Linked DNA regions of Homo sapiens: region 1 is linked to region 2. A link is a loop called in an ENCODE intact Hi-C map of the cell type or tissue named here. Cell type or tissue: psoas muscle. All regions are shown on one strand.

Evidence for each region. A loop is a pair of places that touch in the nucleus more often than their neighbours do. Peaks named below come from ENCODE experiments on the same cell type or tissue, not always from the same donor. Only the 100,000 strongest peaks of a DNase experiment are listed, where the experiment ranks them.
Region 1: it touches region 2 in a loop (2.1-fold over the local background); 1 of 110 quality-filtered maps calls a loop at or near these places.

Annotation. Positions count from the first base shown.
Region 1 is chr4:78,263,496-78,265,995 of GRCh38, forward strand. It overlaps FRAS1 (Fraser extracellular matrix complex subunit 1), which reads left to right. Exons shown (of 74, transcript NM_025074.7): 7 at 1,530-1,613. Among named protein-coding and RNA genes, the nearest start is that of SNORD161, 24 kb to the right of the region's middle. In psoas muscle, no CTCF peak of the experiment used is centred here; no DNase peak of the experiment used is centred here.
Region 2 is chr4:78,068,958-78,071,457 of GRCh38, forward strand. All of the region lies in intron 2 of FRAS1 (Fraser extracellular matrix complex subunit 1), which reads left to right. It overlaps LOC107986293 (a long non-coding RNA gene), which reads left to right. Exons shown (of 2, transcript XR_001741746.1): 2 at 1,505-2,500. Among named protein-coding and RNA genes, the nearest start is that of FRAS1, 13 kb to the left of the region's middle. In psoas muscle, no CTCF peak of the experiment used is centred here; a DNase peak (open chromatin) is centred at 1,084; H3K4me3 peaks cover 579 bases; H3K27ac peaks cover 1,233 bases.

The DNA of each region.
Region 1 (2,500 bases), 190 kb after region 2:
TGATGCTAACTCTATGCCTATTCAAGATTTGTGATTTTGACATTTGTTTCCTGTTTGTCTGACATTGTGTAAGGCTTAGTTCATTTGTTTATTATAATAAAGTTGCTGAATAGTGTAACATCAGCTAACCTTCATTTTCTCACTGAAAGCTTATTAAGCTGAAGAGATCTGTCTGTAGTCAAGAAACACTAAATGATTTCAGTGCAAGTTCAATTTCCACATATTCCATTAAACAATCAGTGGTCATAATACTTTGCATATAGAAAAATAAAGAAATAAAACAACCTAAAACAGAGAAAATAGTTGTCAATTTAATTCTAGTGGTTCAGGCATTTGAAATAAATCCCAGTTAGGTAGTAATACATGAATACAACTGATCATATATAATGGGGTTAAAGAATTGCTGAGGTATGACTGGGGTTTTCCACGAAAAATTAAAAGTTCTGTGACTCCACCCCTCCCAAGTAGACTGGCCTTCTTGTTCTTGCAGCATGAATACCAGAGTAACAATGACAATAAAATTGTGTTTTCTACTCCTCATAAGAGAAAGTGAAGACAACTGTTCCAGATTTATCTTCTGTATAAGATCTACCACTTCTTAGTTATTGACACTTGGTTTGTTCTCACCATTTCCTCTGCCTTTCATGTCTCCTTTCCTGACATTGAAGAAGGCTGTAGTGATAAGTCAAAGTGAGAGGCTGACTCTTTGGCATTAATGAAAATTAAAGAAAGAAAATTCTTCTTAGGGCAGCAGAGACAAATAGTCTGATATTCTGGGAGTGGTGGTTGTGGCAGAGGTGAGAATGTAGGGACATAGAGTAGCTGGGAAAGGGTTCTTTGGGCATTTAATCTGTCACCCACATTTCTCTGCACTGGCTTATTCCCAGATACCTAGAGATATGAGTGATTTTTTTTCATGTGAAAGACCTCTCCAATGCACATATAAATATGTGTCCATTCATGTAAATAAATTTATACATTTATATATGCAAAATAATAGTGAAGTAGCTTATCAAAGGAAGGATACCTTCACTTTTGAGTTTCAGGATGATTCAGCAGGAGTATCAATGTTCTTAAATGTTGGTATGGTTGGTACTCAGAAGTCCTGCTGCCAACCAGTTACCATTACCAAGTTAGCTGTGTGACCTTGGGCAAGTTACACACCTCTCTGGTCTTTACTATTCTCTTTTGTAAAGCAAGGATAAGAGCATCTACTCATAGGGTCATGTGAAGCACTTAGAACAGTGCCTGGAAGACACCAAGAACCATTATTATTGTTATTTGTGCTTTTCTTTGTTTTTAAAATAAGACAGGACTTGAGGCATGTGCAAACTTCTTAAGGGCACACTGACCTTGGAATTGTTCATTCTTATCAGAGTCCCAGGTGACTAAGAAATGTTAAATGAGAGGCAAGTGCTGTTATAGATGCTTGGGGGCATGATTTAGTTGGCTGTGAATGAAATTTTCCTGCTGTTGTGGATCTTATTAATATCACTTTGTGATGGATTGTTCCTGTTCTGCGTGTTAAGGATGAGACTGTAGTCCGAGTCCCTGGAAAATGTTGCCCGCAGTGCTCTGCAAGATCCTGCTCTGCAGCTGGCCAAGTATACGAGGTAAGCTTTCATGCTCCCCATGTAGGTGTTTTGACATCCGTTCTCACACATCTGCCCTCCACCCACTCCAGCCACCATAAGTCACCACCCTCATGTCTGACTCTGCCAGGAATAGTAACTCAGTACATAAACAGCTTTTCTCTTCTCTTCACAGAAAACTTGTAGGAAAAAATTAAGTTGAAGAGGATTAGAAATATAAAGGAATGTGCTGGCAAGCAGAACCTAGTTTAAGAACCTTGGTGAACTTACTGTTCACATGTCTTGAGGGGGAAAAAAAGGGCTATTATTGATTACCATCAGTTTACATTTAGCTTTGAGGCTCTGTGGATGTTTTTCTGCTTTGGTTGGATTTTATGCATTGACATCTGGAGACCGTCCCCTCACACCCCTGCCATCTTACACTGGGGAAAACCTGGCGGTGGTAGAAGACAGAGGGAAGGGAGGCGAGAGGCTGTTGGTGGTAGAACCTGCAAACTCAAAAGTACTATTGGATAGCCTGGATAACGATGTGCCTAACATGTAGTAAGCATCAAATAAAGATGAGTTTAACAAATTGAATGAATGGATGAATGAATGAGTGAATGTTCTGTCTTGGGAGTGCCTAGCTGGTCCAGAAAAAGGTTACATTACTCAAAAGCAAAGAACACATAAAAAAATAAACTCAATTACTTCCCTTACTCGCCAGCCACTCTAAAAAAGACTAAATAGAAATTGGGGTCATGACTCTCAGTAGAAAATCTGAAACTAAGTATTAGGGGATAGGTGCCTCACAAATTCTAGGCAGGTCACTTGAAATCTGAATGAAAATAACTAATTGGGAAGGATTTTTATATGTGCTAGATCTGTGCTGCCTGACACAGTGGCCACATATGTGGCTTGCATTATAT
Region 2 (2,500 bases):
AGTGAATGTATGTTCATGTATTTTGAATTGAAGGGTTCAAGAACATTACTATATGATTCTAGGATTCTCTGATTATACAACTTTTTGGGTGACAAAGGCTTCTAGTGTAAGAGGCGTCATTTTCAAGAGCTGGCTCTGAGAATAGTGATTGGTGTCCCTGTTCCAAACTTTGTAATTTTACCCACATGCTCACTGTTTTAGAGGTAGAAGTGACTTGAGAAATCTCTTAGTCCAGACTGTCCATTTTATGGATGAGGAAACTGGGGCAGGGATGTTAAATTCTTTAGGTTTGTTCATCTCCCAGGTGAGTAACCAGAAGTAGGTTATTCTGGTTGAAAATGGCAAAGCCTCAGCTTCACCCAGAGTTCATAAAGCATATCAAGCAAATGAGAGCATGGATTTAGGCACTTGCTGCTAGTATTACGCTAACTCTCAGCCTGTCTTGTGAGGATTCCTCTCACTGATTCCTTTCAATCTCTTCACTCATTGCTTAGGAAGCTGCCAGATACAGTGGAACAGTCATGGCCCTGGCGGTCAGACACACCTGGTTTTGACCCTTCCTCTTCTGTTACAAACCAGCTCTGTGACATAGGGCAAGTTACATCATCTCTGGAACCTCTTATTGCCCCGATGTGAAATGAGGACAAAGAAAGCCTCTCCTGAGGGTTGTTGCAAAGACGATAATATGGGAAAGACACCCAGGTGCAATGCATGGCATGTGCTTTTCTGCCATAACACAATTTCTCCTTAGCAACCAAGAAGAACAAGAGGAAGGGCCAGTTGTTAAGCACCTACTATATATTTAATACTCAACAAACCCAGGAAATAGTTTTTTTTTTTTTTTTAACTTACTTTACAGATAAGGAAGTTGAGGCTCAGGAAGTAGTCAATTGTCCAAAGTTACATAGTAAGTCCTAGTGGAAAAGAGAGTTCAAACCTGGTTCTTATTCTTAAGTCATTTGATCAAGCATTCTATTTCTCACAACCAAGTCAGTCCACTTGTTGTCTCTGAACACAACTAGCTTACTTCACCACCTTCGGTCCCATATGCCCACCCCCTCCCTGCCGCAACTGCCATGCAGTTGTCTCTGCCAGTCTCTGTCCCTGACCTCCTGCTAAAGCCAGCTGTCCCTGGCTAACCCCTTCCCATTTAACTGAGGCTGTCCTGCACTGGCGTGCACCAGATTCACTATGTGATGCAAAACATGTTTAGACAGGCATGTCATCTTAAAAACATACAATGTACAGTGTATTATGTACTATATATGTTTATATATGTGTATATATGTATATAAGTGTATATATATATATATATATACCTCCCCCCACTTTGTATTGTGTTGTGTTTCCCCAATTTTTGACAGCTGTTTGGACTTGCAGTGACATCCTGGGTGATTAAGTCCCAAGCATGTGTAGCCATCTCTAAATTATGGACTGATTTCAGCTCTCTCCCTTCTCTTTTCTTTAACAATCTTCTGTAACTTTCTCTTCTTTTTATTCCTAGAGTAAGAAATGACCAGAAGGGACTAAAAATAACTTGAAAAACACTGAATAATCTATTTTGGGGTGTGTTTCTTACTCCATAATACCCATGCACCCCTGGGCTCACAAGACTTTCTCTAAAGTCAGCCCTTGTGGAACACAGCGTGACTGTTAAATCAGGAATCCATCAGAGGGAAACTACCTAGGTAATAGGTTTAACTGTGATGTCCAGTGTGAGGAGGAAAATTAATTTTTCATTTCAAAGTTTTCACACACCTTCTGTTCTTTTCCAACTATATCAAGTATTGAAAAAACTCTCCTTTTGCATCACCACAAGCAAACACATATCCTTTTGAAAGTTCTTCCTGGGATCAATGACTTGACTCTTCACTTCAATTTTTCTGTCTGTGAAATGGAGATGAACTATTTACTTCTCAGGACTGTTGTGAAGCTTAAAGGAGATGAACATGAAGCAACTCGTCCAGTGCTGTGACTTACAGTGCTCAATAAAGGTTGGCTGCTATTATTGTTGTTCTATAGCAGTGACGACTGGCAAGGTTGGATAAATGACTCTTCTTCCCTGGATCAAAAGTGTTAAGTGTTGGGATTTTCCTACTTGGGATACTTTTGCTGAGAAATGCTGACAAAGTGAATCACAAGGCACTAACTCTTAGCAAATTTGAAAGAATATTTTTCAAGGATAATTTAAAAATGTGGAATGTTGACTATATATAACACTGCAGGAAAATCCAGGCTTTGGAGTTTGAATCTTGGCACCACTACATACATGCTGTGTGGTCTCAGATATAATACTTTATACAGCCAGGTGTCACTTTCATTATCTACTTAATTGGGATTATATTTCTCCTAGGTTTGATGTGACAGTTAACTGAGAACATACTTGTGAAAGAACCCAGAACTGTCCCTGCAAGGAACACGTACTCACATCATTCAGGTGGTAACAAGATGTCGGAGTAGAAATGAGTGAGTTATAGAGTCCAGGGTCTTGGTTCAGGTT